Regions from separate parts of the Homo sapiens genome. Here region 2 is linked to region 1. A link is a loop called in an ENCODE intact Hi-C map of the cell type or tissue named here. Cell type or tissue: gastrocnemius medialis. All regions are shown on one strand. Links, peaks and the distances in the headings refer to the core of each region. The heading gives the core; the rest is flanking DNA. Region 1 overlaps RYR3 (ryanodine receptor 3). Region 2 overlaps RYR3 (ryanodine receptor 3).

Region 1 (11,135 bases), core at 5,463-7,962:
GTGATTCCAAGGCCCCTCCAACCTCCCTTTGCTATCTCACTGCAGCTCAGTCAAAAGGATTTGCATCTTGTCTAAATGTGGAATACAAGACCCTTCCTAAATGATTATTAAGCCATGAAAGCCCTCACAGGGGTGGAGATTACTTTCTCTGCATGTGAGGAGATTTATAACACACACTATGCAAAAGCAATGCCACCATTCCATCATTTTCCTATTTCAAACTCTTCATACTACTCACATTTTAAAGTGAGGTGTACGTCGTCAGATGACCTTTTACAGTGTGAATATGATATGAGATGGGCTCTCTTATCCAAATAGTCTTCCCAGGACATTGCTCTAAGCACTTGCTAAGTATATCCTTCATATCCAGTGATTATCAACAGTTACCCTTTCATTTCTAGATAATATTAGTCCCAACTCTGTTCTCTACTGTACAAGCTTTAAAAATAGGCCCAGCCTATGGATTCAATTTGCTTATAACTTTTCTTAGCAAATGTTCCAAAGGAAACGTCTACGTTGAGCCCAGTCTCTTAGAGAAAAGGTGGGAAAAGACAGTGTCTTTCACCACGAGGGCATAATTGCTCCTCCTGGTGGTTATTTTCAATGGAAAGAATAAGCCAGACGGGGGAAATTCTCCCAGCCATATTTCCTCTGGAGGGCATATGGCAGCTATGGCTAAATAAAGTTCAGAGCTCAGCTCCTGTTGGTATGAAAGCCCTGCTGCAGATGAAGAGCATCCCCCATGAAAGCTGCTCTTTGTCTTCAGTGGCCGAGCCTCAGGCCAGTATAGAAGCCAACAGTGAACCCTCAGAGGACGGGAGAGAGGACACTGGAGTCACGATTCAACTTTGGCAGTTTTGTCCCAGTTTGTATGATTCTTAGAACATTAAAGAACCTTGGAATTTGTATTTTTATCCAGCAAGGATCTGAATACTTTTAAAGACAATTGTCCAGTGTAGCATTTCAATTATTTCCTGGTCTTCCTCAGTTCACAAATATTTCTTAGAATTTGTTCAAGTAGGCTGGGTGTGGTAGCTCAAACCTGTAATCCCAGCACTTCGGGAGGCCGAGATGGGAGGATCAGTTGAGGCCAGGAGTTCAAGACCAGCCTAGCCAACGAGGTGAAAACCTGTAATCCCAGCACTTTGGGAGGCCGAGGTGGGAGGATCAGTTGAAGCCAGGAGTTCAAGACCAGCCTAGCCAACGGGGTGAAATCCTATCTCTACTGAAAATACAAAAATTATCTGGGCAGTGGCGTGCGCCTGTAGTCCCAGTTACTTGGGGGCTGCAGTGAAAGGATCACTTGAACCCAGGAGGCAGAGGTTGCAGTGAGCCGAGATCGTGCCATTGTACTCCAGCCTGGGTGACAGAGTAAAACTCTGTCTCAAAAAAAAGTTGAAGTAACTACAGTGATATTTTCCAGAAGTTAAACTAATGAAAAAAAATTGTTTTTAATGGTAAAATAAATCTTAAAAGTGAGACAATTACTGCAAGCTTTGCTGAATTTTAATATATAGATTTTTTTCATAGCAAGGACTTGAACAGGAGGAAGAAAAGATCCTGGGACCTTGGGTATCTAAACTCCATACAGTGAGCTAAGAGTACTCAGTGTCCTCAAATGGAGAAATGTGAAAGATGTCAAACCTACACACTCTTCAACTTTGGTTCAGTTTTGTTTTCTTTTTAAATAATTTTACCTATAGGTGCTTCAATGAGGAAGTTGTTCCTCTTTCTCAGTGGTGAAGCAAGGTATTAAAGTTATAAAAACAGAGTCTAAGGCCACTCCAGACTATTTGCCAATATGCATTGAGTACATTATGTGTAGCAGCACTCTTGCTGTGCAGGTGGTCCAAGCTGGATGCTCCTGTCCAGCTTTATTGCCCCACCATATCTCCCTCATCCAGCCTTCATTAACCCTCAGCTTCCAGCCTTACCAAACTCCAGCCATTCTGCAACTATGTTAGACACTCCTCTTGCTCTTTCCTTTCATTTCTCTAGAGACCTTTATATTTTCCAAGTCTCAACTTGTCCCATGCTCCCAGACAGATTCCCAGGCATCTTCCTCTCCCTCTAGAAGGCAACACATACGTACCTTCATTCCATTATTTATCGTATTATTTTGTATTTAAATGTCCATTTCCCAGCAGACTATGGGCTTCTTAAGAGCACGAGTTGGGTCTTCTGTCTTTGATCCCCAGTCCCAGGTGTAGTATCTGGCACATAGGAGAGCCTCATTACTGCCTGTGGAAGAGTGGGAGGGAATGCAATATGGCTTTGTCAATTACCCAAATTAATTAGAGGGAGCTACCTAATCTTTTTTATTAATTAAAAAGAGCACAGTGATTTTACCATTTAAAAATTCACCACTTAGTTTAGAATCTGTTATAGGTTGAGTATCCCTTATTCGAAGTTCTTAGGACCAAAAGTGTTTCAGGTTTTAGATTTTTTGGGTTTGGGAATATTTGCATATGCATAATAAGATACCTTGGAAATGGGACTCAACTCTAAACACAAAATTCCTTTATGTTTCATAAATACAAAGCCTGAAGGTAATTTTTTACAAAATTTTTAATAATTTTGTGCATGAAACAAAATTTTGACTTTTTTGATGGTGACCCATCACATGAGGTTGAGTATGAAGTTCCCCACTTGTGCCATCATGTCAGTGCTCAAAATGTTTCAGATTCTAGAGCATTTCGCATTTTGGATTTTTAGATTAAGGATGCTCAACCTGAACTAGACTAGCAGTAAGCACAGAAAACATTAAATAGTTCTAAACTGGGATTATAAATATTCTATAGCAAAGATACATGTACAGAATTTGTAAATAACTCATATCCATCAGGTGGGGATTTTTTTAAATTACCTTTTCATAGCATATTATACACCCATTAAAATTAAATTTCTAATGAATATTGTATTATACAATAAAATGTTTGAGATATAATTAGTAGAACAAGCTACAAAAACCTACTATACCCCAGTTTGAATAAAAAGTGTGTGTGTGGGGCTGGGCGCGGTGGCTCACGCCTGTAATCCTAGCACTTTGGGAAGCCAAGGCAGGCAGATCACGAGGTCAGGAGATCGAGACCATCCTGGCTAACACGGTGAAACCCCATCTCTACTAAAAATACAAAAAGTTAGGCGGGCGTGGTGGCGGGCACCTGTAGTCCCAGCTACTTGGGAGGCTGAGGCAGCCTCCTGGCGTGAACCCAGGAGGTGGAGCTTGCATTGAGCCCAGATTGTGCCACTGCACTCCAGCCTGGGCGACAGAGTGAGACTCTGTCTCCAAAAAGAAAAAAAAATGTGTATAACTCCATAAAATATATATAACTCCATCAAAATAGAGTGTGTACATATATATTTGGAAGAATTTTTATGGAGTTATATTTTTTCTTTTGTATTTATTTGAGACAGGGTCTCATTCTGTCGCCCAGGCTGGAGCGCAGTGGCATGATCTCAGCTCACCTCAGCCTCCACCTCTTGGGTTCAAGCTATCTTTCCACCTCAGCCCCCTAAGTAGCTGGGACTACAGGTGCACGTCATCACGCCCAGCTAATTTTTGTATCTTTAGTAGAGACAGAGTTTCACCATGTTGGCCAGGCTGGTCTCAAACTCCTGAGCTCAAGCGATCTGCCTGCCTTGGCCACCCAAAGTGCTGGGATTATAGGCATGAGCTCCCCAGCCTTTTTGTATACTTTCCTGTATAAATGGTGACCATTTATAATGAATACATATTATTTCTGTAATCAAGAAACAAGATATCTTTTTATCTTTTGCTGGAAGCTCTATTTTAAAACCTAACTCCTCTTTTGTTGCTCTCTTTCTAATAGAAATGTAAACCTGAGAGGGGAGGGGTAGGTGGTTATAATTATTAATATTTACTTTTAGAATTTCCAGAATAAGATGATATAGGAAAGCAGAGAGGTGATTTTCCTCACTACTTTAAGTCAGGAAATAATAAATCATCTAATGAAAGAGATGTGAAGAAGTTTTTTAATCAATTCAGAGTATAACTGGCAATGTGTTTTCCTGCTTATCCGAAATAATAAAGTTCTTTAAAACAAATAAGCAAACTACGTAGCATAGTTTTTTTGTTTGTTTGTTTTTTGAGATGGAGTTTCACTCTTGTTGCCCAGGCTGGAGTGCAATGGCACGGTCTCGGCTCTCTGCAACCTCTGCCTCCCGGGTTCAAACGATTCTCCTGCCTCAGCCTCCCGAGTAGCTGGGATTACAGGCATGCGCCACCACACCCGGCTACTTTTGTATTTTTAGTAGAGACGGGGTTTCTCCATGTTGGTCAGGCTGGTCTCGAACTCCTGACCTCAGGTGATCCACCTGCCTCAGCCTCCGGAAGTGCTGGGATTACAGGCGTGAGCCACTGTGCCCAGCCTATGTAGCATAGTTTAATGGCTAGATGGCCTTGCCATTCTTCTCTTTGATGGCTTCTCTATTCAACTCTACAGCAGTCTAATCTTTTTGAGGAAGTAGAAGACAGGAAGGTCTTTGGGCACTTACAACTAAACAGACACACACACCAGCTACTTCTGAAGAGCAAGCTACACCAGCAAAAGCAGTCTGTCTGTTACTTCAGACACCAGGCCACAGTCTGAACACTCATTGAGCACATTAAGTTTTTGTTATTTCTCATTCTTAGCAGCTTGAGCATTTCCCCTGAGACTCATCGCAAATCAGGCATGGTGTCTGCCCACTCGCCAGCTTAGGAATTCATTTCTCATTGCTCATCTCACACAAAAGGAAACAAAAGGAAAGTTGCATTTCAAATGCAGTAGTACCTCCGGACCTCTTGAGTACCCATCACACCTCCCCACCTCCCGCAGAGGCCTCTGAGCCTTTCTCAGCCTAGCAGGTGCCTCCAGAGTTCCACAGCCTTCTTCCTGTTCTTTCCTCACCAGGCCGGATACCCAGAGCTGTGGCTTCCATCAACCAGCACCTCCTGAGATCGGATGACGTGGTAAGCTGCTGCCTGGACCTCGGGGTGCCCAGCATCTCATTCCGCATCAATGGGCAGCCCGTGCAGGGGATGTTTGAGAACTTCAACACAGACGGGCTCTTCTTCCCTGTGATGAGCTTTTCAGCAGGTGTCAAGTAAGTTATGGCTGTGATTTCATGGAGAGTAGCAGTTACCCCACCTCCCCGCCACCACTGTGAGCTGCGAAGCCAGCAGTCTCCTTCAGGGCTTCAGTACTGTGAACTAAGTTCCCCAGGACAGTGATGGTGCAAGGGCAAGAGCCAACTAGAGTCATTTGCTCCATCTCTACTGGTAGAACCTCCCCCAGGGGTTGTATTATGTACTCAGATAAACAGTAAGATTAATAGGATAAATCCTGTGTAGAAAATTAATAATTATAAAAGTATTACATGCTCATTATAAGAAAAACTTCAAAGACAATAGTTATGAACAACACAGTAAAAATCACCTATGATTCCAATGGTTAGCTATAATCTCTATTAATACTTTGGCATATTTTTCAAGTCCTTTCTTCTACAAATATACATCATTTTTTAATTGGTATTACACCGAATATGAAGTTTATGTCTTGATTATCTTTTATTCAACAATAATGAGCCTTTTCCTGAGTCATTGAGTATCTTCAAAATGATTTTATAGCCATATAATAGCCCTTTATTTGGCTGTTTCATGATACAGCCATTACTTTGCTGTTCAAGTCTATGCCAATTTCATTTTTGGTCAGAATGCATGTGTGCTTTAAAGTCTAAATTTATAATTATGTGGCCAAATTGATTTTGAGATTCTCTAAACAGTTCAGAATTCCTTATCAATAACTTTAGAATCTAAAAAGCTCTGAAAACCATAAATTTGTTCATAACTCATTTTGTAATAAAATCTAACCTGAACTCATTTTGTGACAAAACTGTCATCAGCAGAAATGAGGCTGTTTTCAGTCTTTCATTTATTCTACGGCTTGTGAATATTTATATGTTTAACTGCAGAGATATTAATGTGTCTGATTATGATGTACTGCCCCTCACCTGGCTGCAGTTTCTGCTTAATGTACATAACGGGTAACTTTTAAAAAAAATTCTAAAGAATTCCAAAGTCTGAAGCACATCTCTAATGATTTCAGATAAAGGATTTGGGCTTGCAGTATCATTTAAAGCAACATATGGGAATGTCCAACTGATTGGATCCTTATTAATTTTTACTGTTATTTGTTATTTTAAATCTTTGCTGATTTGGAAAAATTGTACCTTAGAGTATTAATTTTTTCTTTTTTATTACGAATGTGGTGAAACATTTTTTATGCTTACTTTTAATGTGCTTTTTCCAACACAGTATTTTTGCTAACTTTGTGTTCTCAGCCTTTCTGATATTTATTTTTTGGTAGATATCTTACATATTTTGGATATACTGACTTTATATAGTATATGTAATATATTTACATGTTTATGTATAATAATTTTATATTAAGGATGTTAAACTGTTTTTTATTGGTTTCAAATATTTCTCCCAGTTTCTGATTTATACTTTAACACTTGGGTTTTTTCCTATTGTTTTTTGTTTTTCTTTTTCACAAAAGGAATGTACATCAAAGAAAATAGGAGGAACTCATAATAGTACCACCTAGAGATAATCATATTGGCTTTTTATATACACAGTTAAATATTGTTCATTTAATTGGGCTTGTGCTATGCATGCTGCTTTCCTATATACTATTGCTATTTCTCTGCCTCTTTCCTCGTACCTACCAGTTGGATGCTATTTTTAATTATTTTAACCACGTTATTCATTTTAATGTCTGTAAGGCAAAACCCCACAATAACCCTTCTTTCCCAAACTTTCCTCAGCCATTCTTCATCCCTGTATTTTAAAGAGATCACAATCAATTGAGCAGGAGACTGGAGTCAACATAGAATCATACTAGTGTCCATGGAAGCCCCTGGAAAGGGTCATGGCAGGAGGAGAGTTGTGGGAAGCAGGAGCTGAGATCTGGGATCACAAAGAAACCATTTCAGGGATCCAGGTCCAAGTGAGGGGATTTTCAGGGTGAAACCACTCCAGTAGGCCTCAGCACCTCAGGTGGATTGGTAAACCAAGATATGTTTATATGTTTTCCAAAGTAGGATTTTGGTTCTGTTTCAATTATATAAACTATTTAGAAATAAAGAATTGTCCTATGCGAATGGTACTCAACCTTTGGAATTTGAGACAGATGTGTGTGTATGTTTGTATATATACACAAGCATATTTACAAACATATTCATATAAATGGATATAATATATTGAAGTTATATATTGGCATTGTTTGAGGTTCTTGTAACAAATGGAGAACCAGTAGAGTAAAGCTTTACTGAGGTTGAAAATCTTCTCATCACATATTCAAGCCAGGGAATCTTACGCTATCTGCAGGCACTGTGTTCTAAGAGTTGAAAGTTCTTCTGTGCTGAGGATATTTCATCCCAATTCTTCCTTTTTAAATATGTGAGGATACCACATAGAGCTATTCTCATTGACAGCCATCAGAAGCATGTGGAAAACGGGGAGTGTTGTTGACAAGAGAGGCGCTGTAAGCACAGAAAAATCTGATTGGAGCAAAAGCCTTCTGGAAGAGGGAAAGGACCTTCTAGCCCTATTTTCCATCTTCCCCACTCCACTCCTTAGGAATAAAGAGAATGAGTACAAATATAAATACAACACAACAGTGTTGGGATCATACACCCTTTGACTCAGGAACTTTCCTGAAGAAACAAGGTTACTCTGAGTAGTCAGTTCCCGGGACTGCATTTGCATGTGTAGCTGGTGGCCTTGGTCACCCACCATTAATACTGCTCCCACTTTTACTTATTTTGCCCATGTCCACTCATGGTTTTTTACTCATTTTCAAAGGGAGTACACCTATTTCACAAGCAAGTCATCTGAAAAAACTACTTAGGCAAATTTAGATCTATGGAGAAGGGATCTTCTCCAGTCTACTAGCTAATGAACTTTTCCACATTTTGTGTTTAGAGAATGGTACATCTGCTCTCAAATGTTGCATAATGATTCTGAATCATTAGTTCATCCCTTCCGTCTCCCTCAGAACAGTGAGATAGGATCTTTGTGTCTGTGATTTTTTAGAGGGTAGTGGAGGGATTTTTTTGGAATCCTCTTGACAAGAACCGCAGTTAGCAGGTGAAAAAATAGTTGACTGAAAGGTATCCACATGTAGAAGACATTTCTGGGATCTGGTGTCTAGGTCAGCAGATCATGCAGCCTTCTGAGTGCACAGATAAAGGAGAAGCAAAGTTGCAAGAGAAGAAGAATGAGATGACTAATCATTTAGGAGGCACAACTGCTGAGGAAATTTAAGAAACCGAAGGGTCCAGATGTGTTGACTTGAAGAACCAACAGCTTAGCTCTGAGAGCTTTTTGCTTATAGCAGCTGAACAGGTGGAAGGCTAAAAAGCAGTGCCAGTGGGGTGTGCAGCGGGGCTTGAAGTCACTCAAGCTTCCTGTCTCTCAGGAAACTATGAGCTCTGATATATTCCTGGCTTCGGGTCTCACAGCATGTTGTGATTTGAAGAGAGGTGGAACCACAGGGTCTGTGTAGTTGGGAAATACATTTTACTGAAATGCCTCTAGTGCATCACATGATGACCTTGGTCAGGGTCAGTGCAGGACCTGTACTGGGGGCTAGCCAGTTGCTTATAAATCAAAATAAACCGATTGGGTATTCTACAACCCAAGTGTTATTCTTACATCAACTGGTAAAGTATGATTTGGTGCTGAAACCCAGCAGTTCTTCTCTGTACTACTTTAGTTCAGTTGAACAAAGAGCTAGAAAGAGAAACCACAATATGAATTCCAAGTTAATTAAAGTATCTTATTGAAAAGAAATGTATTGGTCGGGCGTGGTGGCTCACGCCCGTAATCTCAGCACTTTGGGAGGCTGAGGCGGGCGGATCATGAGGTCAGGAGATTGAGACCATCCTGGCTAACACAATGAAACCCCGTCTCACTAAAAATACAAAAATTAGCTGGGCGTGGTGGCAGGCGCCTGTAGTCCCAGCTACTTGGGAGGCTGAGGCAGGAGAATGGCGTGAACCTGGGAGGCGGAGCTTGCGGTGAGCAGAGATCACACCACTGCACTCCAGCCTGGGCGACAGAGTGAGACTCTGACTCAAAAAAAAAACGTATTTTATAATGAAATTGAAAAGGAATTATTGTTTCACCCAATACTGTAGATCACTTGCCTGGTTTTATAGCATCTCTCCCAGCAAGATGCAAAGTGTTATACCTGTCTAGAAAGAGATTCTTTTTCTCCCATCATAGAAGTCTTCAGAGTTGTTTCTCATATTTATTTTTAACTTCCGTATGGCTTCTAAGTTAGACTTGAGTTCTCTTTCACAGTCCTGTTTCCTCCTGTTTAATGGTCTTTACTGAGATCCTTGTCTTGAATTTTTAAAATAATTTTTATACTTACAAACTATGTTGTTAATAATACCTGATTAGGATGTCCCTGCCAGCCGTCATCGAAGAGCAAAGCTACATGAAGAGCAAAAATCTTTTTCAATTAGATTTACCCACAGTGAAGTCAAAGTTAGCATGAGTAATTACTGACAAAACCCACAAATCAATGTCATAGCCTCTTTTCTCTTAATGAATATGCCTCCATAGTTTTCTTCTCAATGTGGTTTGTTTATAGACAGTATTGTTAGTGCAGTAGGCCCCCAGTGTAACAACCGTATTCATTATAGAATAGAATTTGGGATGAGGTATATGTACCTTGTAGCCCACCGAAAAGGCTGAATTACTTAGATGCCAGGAAGCTCTTACTAAAAGTTGATCTTATATACACCCCACAAGTGGCATGAATCAGATAGACAGCATTATACAGAAAGCCATAGTATATAGTGAAATTTGGGTGCTAATTTTTTTTTGCAGAAAATTCATGAGTTAGGCATCATAGAATATATTTTATGGCTATAGTTAAACTCCCCATAAATCTATTTAATCATCTTATGTAACTCTTTTGCCAGCTCTAATTTATAAAAATAACCATATCCAAAGATGTTGTATTTGTGGTTGCTGTTTGTTTTCTGTTGGTATTCTCCAGACTTGGCTAAAATTCAGGTAACCAACAGCTTAGCTATTTCCAGCTTGCTGTGGTCAATGCTGTGGAAATTATTGCTGAGATAAATATGCTTCTTCAGAGAACATGATGGGCACTGGCTGGATTGCCCTGAGCTTTCATCAAACACTAGCCAGAAAGAAATATGAATGTGGGAATGTCCATAACTCAGATTGTTCTCCAGTCTTAGCGATAGGGGCTAAAGATGCAATTATGAATCGTGACTTACGAGTCAAATTCAGGTCAGCAAAAGCTGGCTCATTCTTTCTCCTCTTAACCACAGCTTGTATCCTTTTCTTCTGTGAAACATTATCCCAGCTCTCTGGGAGGAATTCGATAGCAGATAACAGTAATGAGACATCTAGCAAGACTAAAATGATTTTACACGTTTGCTAGCAAGCTCTGAATAATAATATGATAGCCTAACGAAAGGAAAGTTAGTCACCCCCTTTGAGCACAGCACAGCTTTGTCATGATTTTTACTATATTTTTTTCTTAATGGGTCAATCTTTCAAATCTGGGAATTTGTAGTAGGTAGACCCATCTCTCCTGCAAATTAACAAGCAAAAATGCACAAATCTCAAAGACGAAGTTGAAAATGCTGGCAGAGATTTTTCAATATAATTTGTCCTGTGTTTTCAAAATCAGTCAAGTAAATAAAAATTTCCTCTACACATCCCAAAACTTCACTACTCCCAGGCAGCTCTTACTGAAGCTATTGCTCATCTATGAGGTGAAAGAATCTAAGGACAGAGTCGCTTACTGTAAACACTTTAGGAAGGAAAAAATCTTTGAGAGCTGATGAAATATCTGAGTTATAGAAAGAACCCCAGAAAATGATACAAGTGCTGTGGTGGAACGGATTAAATAGATTAATGAATTTGATTTTTTAAATCCATTAATGTAGAGAAAAATCTGAGGATAAAGAGGAACTAATTGTAATGAAATCAGTTCTTCAATTCTCTTTTTAATTTTAAATTTAACATTTTGGGGATGCTGGGTGATTCCATGGAACTCAAGGAGCCAGGGAGGAAAACATGT
Region 2 (11,135 bases), core at 4,965-7,464, 66 kb after region 1:
ACAAATCTTTTTGACCTCCAACTGAATATTGGTTACTTGAGGCTCATAAAAAAGAAGAAAACAGGGACCTTTCAGAAAAAGGAGGAAATGGGTATGGCTAGGCAACTCAAAATAATCATGAGGTTGGATGTATTGTAATAAAAGTACAGACAAAATACAGTAGGTGGCCAGAGGAGGAGATTGGGAAATTGTCTGTGAAGAATGTAGATGGATGGATAAAATAAGAAGGAAAAGGCATTTTTAATGAAAAAAAAAAAAAAAGCTGCTTCAACAAAGGCCCATGTGCAGCAAAGTTCATGTCATATACAGGAGTGGCAACAAGTTGAGAATGGCTGAATTATAAAAAGAATAGAATGGGTCAGAATGGAAAAAAAAAAAAAAAAGAGTGGTGTTAGAATATAGAACATCTTGAAAAATCCAGTGGCTATAGTCCCAGTTACTGGGGAGGCTGAAGCAGGAGAATGGGGTGAACCCAGGAGGCGGAGCTTGCAGTGAGCCGAGATAGTGCCACTGCAGTCCGGCCTGGGTGACAGAGCGAAAATTCTGTCTCAAAAATCCAGCAGCTAAACCGTATGCAGGCTTAGAGTGTTACTCTTTGTTATGCCCATGTATTTTGTAATATTTGGTCTCCCAGTTGTGGGGAGGGAGGGGCTAACACTTACGTGGTACCCACTTTGTCCTGAGCATTGTCTTGAGCACTTCCATAAATATTACCTCGTTTAATTCTCATGAGAACAATCTGTAATACACAATTCTATTTCTATTTTACAATTGAAACTGAAGTAAAGACAGAGTAAGTAACTTTCCAAAATCACACAGAGGTGGCATAAAACTTCAAAACTTTGTCAACCTGAATTCAACGCCCATCCTTGTCACTTATGTAATAACATCCTGCCCCCTATAGGCAATGGCTGTGAAACGGCTTAAGGACTAAATGATTAATTTACTTAACAGTACTGAGATAGTTATGAGCACAGGGCTCCGGAGTTAGGCTACCTAGTCTTAAGTTATTAACTTCTCCCAAAATTCATGATATCCAGGAGACTGAGCATGAGACAGCTTCTCTGTGCCTCAGTTTTCTCATCTATAAAATGGACATGGCATATACATACTTACCTCATTGGGTTGATATAAGCATTACATTAGTTAATATGTGCAAATTGCTTAAATGTGTGTCTGGCATATAGTAAGCGCTTAATTTTAACTATTTTTTGGCTATCGTTTGTTGATTACTTGCCATCTTAGGCACAAATCAAGCTGCTTTAGCAAGACAATAGTCTTTTAATTAATGATTTAGCCCTTACCAGCTTTGTGTAGCCCTCCCTGCAGCAGGGAGACATTGGGAACAGGAGCATCCATTAGGATTTCATCGCAGTGCTCTGGGTGAGAGGTTCTGAGGACTTGAATAAGGCTGGTATGGTAGCCAGGATAATTGCCCCCCAAAGATGTTCACATCCCAATTCCTAGAACCTGTGGATATGTTAGGTTAAATGGTCAAAAAAAATGCAGATGGAATTAAGAGTGCTAATCAGGAAATCTCGATTATTGGAGTTGACCCAAAGTAATCCCAAGGGTTCTCAAGAGTGAGAGAGATTGACAGAAGAGAGCCAGAGATATGCAACATGAAAAGGGTGTGGCTTAAATTTCCTGAAGGAAGGGGTCATGAGCCAACAAATGTACGCTGCCTCTAGAAGGTAAAAAAAAAAAAAAGGCAAGGAAATGGATTGTCTCCCAGAGCCTTCAGAAAGGATTGCACCTTGTCACACCTTGATTTCAGTCTAGATCTGGGGCAGACTTCTCATCTATAGAATCATAGGACCGGAAATTTCTGTTGTTTTAAGCCACTAAGTTTGTGGTAATTTGTCACAGCAGCAATAGAAAAGGTGGTGACAACAAAAAGTATTTTTGAGGTGTCAGACATGTTAGAGGTAGGGTTGCCATATCCTGGCACCCAGTTAGAAATGTGAAGAAGAACAAGGCATTAAAGAGAGCATTATAGTCGCCTGAGAGATGGTCAAGTGCATAATGGACATGCAGATGGGGTCAGTGTGGGAACAAGGGCAGAACTTTACTTTTATTTAGCTCCATAGAGGTTGCAAGAAGATTTTTTCCACACAGTCTGATTTGCCTTGACACCCTGCATGGCAAACAAAACAGATATCATTAGTCCTAGCTTAGAGATGAGGAAACGGGGACTCCGAGGTGTTAAGCAACTTGCCTACCTCACAGGTGGCAAAGCAGGCATAAAAACTCATTGTATTGGGCTCCTGGAATGGTGCTTCACAGTAATCGATGCTTAAAAAGTATTCTGTGATCTGTTGAATCAATCATTGTCAGGCCCTCTCTTTTGGTAGCCTGTGCTTTAGTGATGGGGAAGAGAGTTTGGTTCTCAGGAGAGAGAAAGTCGAACACTTAATTGAGTACCTCCTTTGTGCCCGGTACTGCGCTTGGCACTTCACCTTACCTCGTTTGATTTTATTCTCGCAACAAGCAACCAAGTATAGTGACCTCTAGGCTCCCATTTTATGCACTAGGCAACTAAGCCTGAGGGTAGAAAAATAATTCGGACAAAGTCTTGCAACAAGTAAGAAAAAGGCCAAGATCTGAATTGCATTCCGTATCCCGGACCCACACTCTTTCCAGAGCACCGGGCAGGGATGCCTGGAAAGGGGGCCATGGGGATGGAGAGAGGGGGATAGGGAAGCATGGATGTTTAGGGTACATGGCCAGTGGCTTGCCTCATAATCACTTATTCTCTATATTGAAACTAAAAAGCAATTCGATGACTTTCCCAGCTGAGTGAAGACAGAGGCCCGAGGTCCCTGAGTCCTTCGCTGTGCCATCTCTGCCTCATCTTTATTTCAGAGGCATCTCTCCCTAACACATCAGCAGACGCCCTCTGTCCTCACTGTGCTCTTTTCCCCACCATCATCATCGGTCATTTAATCGCCTACATGTATTGAAAAACTGATTATGAGGCTGGTTGACAGATTTCAAAAACAGGCTAATTATCTTAGTCTGATGGATGAAACCCCTTGGGACTCTAGAGCAGGACTGGCAGAATCAGGCTGCAAACACAGTCTTACTGGCTTGCAGGGCTGCCTCTGTCAGATATGGGTATCTGTATCTGTCTGGCTAGGGAAGCAGTTCTGGGAGTGAAGCATTTTGCTTCTGCTCTTGTCTCCATCCTTAGAGATGTGGAGGCTCTGCTCAAGGTAGAAAACCACAGACGGAGGGAAATTTAGAAACAGATTTAGCAGAAATACACACCTGTCACGAGCCTATCTAGACACAGCCTGTCCTGAGAGCCAAGCTCTGTGGGCCAGTATGACTGGGGCAGTTTTGTGGGATTCACAGCCAATCACGGATAGAGTCAGGAGGCTCCATATCCACTACGCCTTCTGGACACCACCTATTTATAGGAACTTAGATTTGTTTATTCAATTGAAGCGTTGCTTTGCCTAAAGAAACCATAAAGTGAGGCTTGGGTTAAGAAGGGCCATCATCGTTGGGGAAATTCCGTCCATGCCACACCTGTCTTGTCAGTTTTTACATGGTAATGATGAGGATTGAATGATCATTCAGGCACAGTAATAAAGAGTCGGACACAGGAAGCTCTTAGTAAATGTTGGCTATACTATTTGATATGGTTTGGCTCTGTGTCCCCACACAAATCTCATGTCGAATTGTAATCCCCACGTGTTGAAGCAGGGGCCTGGTGGGAGATGACTGAATCATGGGGGGGAGACTTCCCCCATGCTGTTCTCATAATAGAGTTCCCACAAGATCTGGTTGTTTGAAAGTGTATAGTTCTTCCCCCTTCATACGCACTCTCTCTCTCCTGCTCTGCCATGATAAGATGTGCTTGCTTCCCCTCTGCCTTCCACCACAATTGTAAGTTTTCTGAGGCCTCCCAGCCATGCTTCCTGTACAGCCTGCAGAATTGTGAGTCAATTAAACCTCTCTTCTTCATAAATTATGCAATCTCAGGTAGTTCTTTATAGCAGTGTGAGAATGGACTAATACATTATGATAATGAGAGGTAGGATGTTCTAGAAGGCAGTTTGAACTTTTATTCTTCAGCCAAGGAAGCCGATATAGAAAGATAGAAGTGTACATACCCAAAAATTAAATACAGACCTGAGATGTGTCCTGCTGTTTCCTGTGGAGCCTGGGGCCAGCCCTATACCATCACGCGCCTCGAGGGGTCTGACAGCCAGTGCCTGTTCCTGTGCCCTGATAACATGCTGTAAACAGAGCAGTTCTTCTTATCACCCAAGAACAATGCTCCGGGTTATCTTCACAGGTTTTTCCTTTGACTGCAGAGAGCCTTGTAACTTTATTCTGAGTAATCACAACATCCTTGTTCTAGCAAAATGAGGCCAAAATGGTACCTACTGCACAACCTGGGCCAGAGAGGCCCTGGGGAAGCACAGAGAAATTTGCATGATGAATTCTTCAAAAGTCCTCTTGAAGTCCATGGATTTAACTTTTTCCCTGACCTTCTCTGCTAATAAGTAGTAGATACTTGATGACTTTGTAATTCAGATCAGACTTTTGGCCTAGAGGATGCTCTAGGGCACAGACCACAGAGGGCATGAGTTCCCCTCCCCCCCGCCCCCTGTAAATCTTCCCTACTAAATCTAGAGGGTGTTATTGCATCACCTGACCCCTGACACAGGAAGCTTCATTTCTCTGCCAGCAATCAGGACAGTCATCAAAAAGGCCATCAAGTTGCCACAGCTCATCTCCTCGCTGTAAATGTTTAGTGATGTGCAGTGATGCTTTGATAATGGCCACTTACTCACCATAGTGAGTAACCACTGGAATTTTGAGATTTTATTTCTTCATCCTCAGGTTTTACTGTTAGGAAAAGCAAGCTGGGTACCATCAAAATAGGGCATTAAAATGTGGTGGTAAAATTCTTGATGCTCATTAATTTAACCCAATGAAGCCAAAGGCTTTCATTTGCCATTTTAGTAAACTGACACAACCCTTTCAAGAGCTCCATGGGTCAGATAGAAATAGAACCATGGAATATTAAGCCACAAGTGACTTGACTTCATAGAAGGGCACAGAGACACAGAGAGGTAGGTGACTTGCCCAAGGTCACATAGCCAGAACTAGAACAAAGGACTCTTATTCCCTGACCAGTACTCTTGTTCCCATACCACACTTACATTCATTTTCTTCAACATAAATTTTGTATTGCTAATTTCATTTTATTGGTGAAGAAATCAAGGCTCTGGGAAAATGAGTAATCTGCCCAGCTGAGAGTCAGAAAAAGAACTAAAGCTTTATGATTTGGGAGATTTTATTTCTGAATCCATTTTATGGTTTATTAAAAGAGCATCATCTAGATATTATAATATAAAGTTAAAGCATTAATAAAGATAACTGTTTTTCTGAGTTTTATGGAGCTATTGAGAGTAAACAGCTCTCAGATGGTCAGGTAGATGTGCTTAGATTCCAGCAGCATGGGTTTGAATCCAAACTCTGACATTCACTAATTGATTGTAATATTAGGCAACTTCCTTAACCTCTGTATATTTCAGTTTCTCTATATGAAAAATGAGAATAATAGTAGCTCCTATCCTGCTGAGTGGGGGCTAGGGAATATAAGGATTAAATAAAATAGTGCTCAGCTGGATGTCCTGGTACTTGGAAGTTTGTATACCTCAGCTTCTGAAATGAGTATACAAAGCATAGATCATAAGAACTTCATCTCCACATTTATCTTTTCAGATGCGTTCAGCAAACGAGCAACAGGAAGCCCAACTCAGGTAGAATAGCCATTAACAGATTTCACTGGCTGACATCTGTGAGTTTAGCGATGGAGCCAGCCAAGGACTGAGTTCATCCAGTGGCTCTGCTCACTCTCCAGGCAGTCATCTTGCTTCTTGTTCCAGCTTTGCCCTCGAGCTGGCAGAAAGATGGTGGCTGCAGTTCTGGGCCTCATATCCGTGCACTACAGTGTCCAAGGGAAAAGTGAGAAAGTTTATCCTGCCCTGGTATTGCAAGCAAGGATCCCGAGATCACTTTTGATTACAAAAACTTGGTCACAGGCCAATTCGTGTACCAGAGTGTGACCTAGAAAATGGAACATGCTAGTTGACTTAAGTCAACAGGGTCTATTTTTGAAATAAGTTTGGGTCATTTTACATTCCTGAGGAGCATAGGCTGTAAGTTGGAGAGGCAGAAAACTGTGCAAAAGCAGGGTTCTGTTAAGAAGGAAGAAGAGACAAACGGGTGCTATGTATGTGGTCAGTAATATTCATTATGCATGATGGTTACATCTTCAGCGTCTTTAATTTATTCAGGGGTAAATGTTGACATGCAGCCGGTTCTGGCTCGTGATTTTCAGAGGGAGAACAGGGCAAAAAGAAAAGCTGTGTTCTAGAAACTGGAGACTGTGCTGTCTGTAATCTACATACGTTACCTAATGGTGCACAGCAGTTCTGCAGTAGGTGCTTTCTGTGTTTAATGTCAGCTCTGGCTTCTCAAGAGCTCTGAGCCAGATTCAGGCAGACCTCAGTTACCTCAATAGCCCTGCAATTTACTCCAGCTGCCTCAACAATACATAGAAGACTGTATCTCTCTTGGGTCCCAGTTTCTGTGGGCACATTTGTCATGGCTTTCTAACAGAGACTCTCCAGTCTGGTTTGTAGCCTCAGAAAAGAGTTAACCATCCTCAACCCAAGACTTTCTTAACAGCTGGAGTACGTTAGTTTTCTACTGTTGCTATAGCAAATTATCACAAACTTAATGGTACTGCAAACAACACAAATTTACCTCTTACGGTTCTGGAGGTCACAAGTCAACAGTAGGCTAGTAGGGCTGCATTCCTTCTGGACTTTCTAGGGGAGAATATACATTTCATGCCTTTCCCAGCTTCTTCACATCTGAAAAGTCTCTTTTGTAAGGTAACATATTCATAGGTTCTGGTAATTAGGACATGGACGTTTGGGGGAGTTGGAGGGACATTATTTAGTCTACTACTGGGAGAAATAAAGTAGAGGTCAAAATACACTTGTTCTTTACACTTCAAAATTATCTACCACCTGTTCATGCCTCCAGAGCATTTACAGCATGCCACAAGCTGACTTTTCAATCACTTAGAATTTAAAAATAAGTGTACATCCTTTACATGCACATAATTATTTTTCTTTTCCCATTGTAATGTGAGCATTATAAATTGCTTTCTAAGTGTAACCTAAGTGTGGTGCAATTTTGTTTGCTCCCTCTTCTCAAAGTGATTGGATGACTTTTTCTTCCAAACTGACCCAGATTTAAGAGCACTCACAAAGATACAACACCAGCGTAGGTTTGAGATCTGTAAGCTGCAGGGATTTGCTTTGCCAGTGGCCAACCTCCACTCTTCGATCATAATGTACTTCATTGCGTGATGGCCACTTGGACTGTGATCTAAATTTGGAGGAAGAAATAAAAGATTATTTACAGACCCCTGCAGCCTAAACATTTAAACCTGCACCATGAAAATAAGTGACCTTTCCTTTATGGTAGTTGGCATTGCAAAGCTGGTTATTTTACCATTTAAAAAGGAGTTACACCAACTTTGGTAGGTGAATCTTTAGAGAATTTCTCATAAGGGTCACACATGGTGGGCTTGGTTTCTAAAGTCAGAGCAGAAAGTTACAAAACAACAAGTGGAGCGCAATAAACAACTTAACAATGAGTGACACCTGGACTCCAAACTGATGTACTAAGGCTAGCTCAAATTTAAAGACCCTCTAACTCTTTGTTATTATGTAAAAGGTCTGACTAGTCCAAAAATTAGGTAATGAGTAGGTTTTTTTTTTTCCTTTTTGAAATATCCCTCAGGCATCAAGTCTCCCTAAACAATACAGTGCCTTGGAAATATTTCCATTCTGAGTTAGCCTGAATAATCATTTAAAATGCAGCTTATACATCATATATTTGATATCATTGCCTTAATGTGACTACCCCTAATTACGCTAATTGCAAAAGTGAAGTGAATTAGAATGTTAATAATAATCTCATAAATGAAGCCATTTATAATTATCAAGGAAACCATCTGTACATGACTAGCTTCCCTAAGACATTCTGTTCAAGAGCATTTGCTTTATTTCTCATCAGAAAACATGTGCCTGGCAACATATTTTTCTTTCTTGTCCCTTTTTGAAAAGAACAGTATATTGTAATCCCATGAACCGAACCATCGAGTGCACTTGGCAAGGCCTTCTTGAGATTCTGCTAAGTCAGTGCATAAAAATCCTAGAGATGCAACAAGGTCTGCTGAGGCGTCCTTACTATGTGTGGTGGTTCTGAGTGGGGTTAAGTGGTGTGCACATGCATGTGTGTGTGTGTTGAAAGAGTAAGACGGGCCATACCTTGTGGCAAATGGTAGATTTAACCTCTTCACCTCAATGTCATCTTGCTTCTGATGGCTGTCCCACTTTGAGAGTCATGTTTCCTTTTTTTTTTTGAGATGGAGTCTCGCTCTGTTGCCCAGGCTGGAGTGCAGTGGCGCGATCTTGGCTCACTGCAAGCTCCGCCTCCCGGGTTCATGCCATTCTCCTTCCTCAGCCTCCCGAGTAGCTGGGACTACAGGCGCCTGCCACCATGCCCGGCTAATTTTTTGTATTTTTAGTAGAGATGGGGTTTCACTGTGTTTGCCAGGATGATCTCGATCTCCTGACCTCATGATCCACCTGCCTTGGCCTCCCAAAGTGCTGGGATTACAGGTGTGAGCCACCGCGCCCAGCCGAGAGTCATGTTTCTTATGAATACTGAAGTATTTTGTAGTCACTAAAGGGTAGCATTTCTAAAGATGAACTCAGTAAAGCAACAGAAATAAAATCAGTATTTAGTTGTAACTCTTCTTAACATCTCTAATGCTCTTTGTTTATGAAAGAGATTCATGTATATTCACAAGAAATAAGTCCCTCCATTGCTGTTTGAAAATCCTACCAAAATTGGGGAGTCCATTCCAAGATGGCCAAATAGGAACAGCTCTGGTCTGCAGCTCCCAGCATGATTGACACAGAAGACGGGTGATTTCTGCATTTCCAGATGAGGTACCTGGTTCATCTCACTGGGACTGGTTGAACAGTGCGTGCAGCCCATGGAGGGTGAGCCAAAGCAGGGTGGGGCATCACCTCACCCAGGAAGCACAAGGGGTCGGGGGATTTCCCTTTCCTAGCCACGGGAAGCCGTGACAGACTGTACCTGGAAAAAGGAGAAACTTCCGCCCAAATACTGCGCTTTTCCCAAGGTCTTAGCAACTGGCAGACAAGGAGATTCTCTCCTGTGCCTGCCTCAGCGGGTCCCAGGCCCACGGAGCCTTGCTCACTGCTGGAGCAGCAGTCTGAGATCGAATTGCAAGGCGGCAGCCTGGCAGGAAGAGGGGCGTCTGCCATTGCTGAGGCTTGAGTAGGTAAACGAAGCAGCCAGGAAGCTCGAACTGGGCAGAGCCCACCACAGCTCAGCAAGGCCTACTGCCTCTATACACTCCACCTCTGTGAGCAGGGCATAGCTGAACAAAAGGCAGCAGACAACTTCTGCAGACTTAAATGTCCCTGTCTGACAGCTCCGAAGAGAGCAGTGGTTCTCCCAGCACAGTGTTTGAGCTCTGAGAATGGACAGACTGCCTCCTCAAGTGGGTCCCTGACCCCCATGTAGCCTAACTGGGAGACACCTCCCAGTAGGGGGCAACACACACCTCATATAGGCAGGGTGCCCCTCTGGGATGAAGTTTCTAGAGGAAGGATCAGGCAGCAATATTTGCTGTTCTGCAGCCTCCACTGGTGATACCCAGGCAAACAGAGTCTGGAGTGAACCTCTAGCAAACTCCAACAGACCTGCAGCTGAGGGACCTGACTCTTAGAAGGAGAATTAACAAACAGAAAAGAATAGCATCAACATTAAAAAAAAGGACATCCACACCAAAACCCCATCTGTAGGTCACCAGCATCAAAGACCAAAGGTAGATAAAACCACAAAGATGATTATCCAGGAAAACTTCCCCAATGTAGCAAGGCAGGCCAACAATCAAATTCAGGAAATACAGAGAACACCACAAAGATATTCCTCGAGAAGAGCAACCCCAAGACACATAATCATCAGACTGACCAAGGTTGAAATGAAGGAAAAAATATAAAGGGCAGCCAGAGAGAAAGGTTGCGTTACCCACAAAGGGAAGCCCATTAGACTAACAATGGATCTCTCAGCAGAAACCCTGCAAGCCAGAAGAGGGTGGGGGCCAATATTCAACATTCTTAAAGACTTTTCAACCCAGAATTTCATTCCAGCCAAACTAAGCTTCATAACTGAAGGAGAAACAAAATCCTTTATAGACAAGGAAATGCTGAGAGATTTTGTCACTGCCAGGCCCGCCTTACAAGAGCTCCTGAAGGAAGCACTAAACATGGAAAGGAACAACCAGTACCAGCCACTGCAAAAACATGCCAAATTGTAAAGACCATTGATGCTATGAAGAAACTGTATCAATTAACAGGCAAAATAACCAGCTAACATCATAATGACAGGATCAAATTCACACATGACAATATTAACTTTAAATGTAAATGGGCTAAATGCCCCAATTAAAAGATCTAGACTGGCAAATTGGATAAAGAGTCAAGACCCATCAGTGTGCTGTATTCGGGAGACCCATTTCACGTGCAGAGACACACATAGGCTCAAAACAAAGGGATGGAGGAAGATCTACCGAGCAAATGGAAAGCAATAAAAAGCAGGGGTTGCAATCCTAGTCTCTGATAAAACAGACTTTAAACCAACAAAGATCAAAAGAGACAAAGAAGGCCAATACATAATGGTAAAGGGATCAATTCAACAAGAAGAGCTAACTATCCTAAATATATATGCACCCAATACAGGAGCACCCAGATTCATAAAGCAAGTCCTTAGAGACCTACAAAGAGACTTAGACTCCCACACAATAATAATGGGAGACTTTAACACCCCACTGTCAATATTAGATCAACGAGACAGAAAGTTAACAAGGATATCCAGGAATTGAACTCAGCTCTGCACCAAGCGTACATAATAGACATCTACAGAACTCTCTACCCCAAATCAACAGAATATACATTCTTCTCAGCACCACATTGCACTTATTCCAAAAGTGACCA

Evidence for each region. Hi-C counts contacts between places; a loop is a spot of excess contacts. Peaks named below come from ENCODE experiments on the same cell type or tissue, not always from the same donor. Only the 100,000 strongest peaks of a DNase experiment are listed, where the experiment ranks them.
Region 2: it touches region 1 in a loop (4-fold over the local background); 5 of 110 quality-filtered maps call a loop at or near these places.

Annotation. Positions count from the first base shown.
Region 1 is chr15:33,608,267-33,619,401 of GRCh38, forward strand. RYR3 (ryanodine receptor 3) reads left to right here. Exons shown (of 104, transcript NM_001036.6): 19 at 4,917-5,109. Among named protein-coding and RNA genes, the nearest start is that of RYR3, 300 kb to the left of the region's middle. RefSeq lists an enhancer at 4,470-4,971. In gastrocnemius medialis, for the core only: no CTCF peak of the experiment used is centred there; no DNase peak of the experiment used is centred there.
Region 2 is chr15:33,674,546-33,685,680 of GRCh38, forward strand. All of the region lies in intron 38 of RYR3 (ryanodine receptor 3), which reads left to right. Among named protein-coding and RNA genes, the nearest start is that of CHRM5, 290 kb to the right of the region's middle. In gastrocnemius medialis, for the core only: no CTCF peak of the experiment used is centred there; a DNase peak (open chromatin) is centred at 5,986; H3K27ac peaks cover 2,305 bases.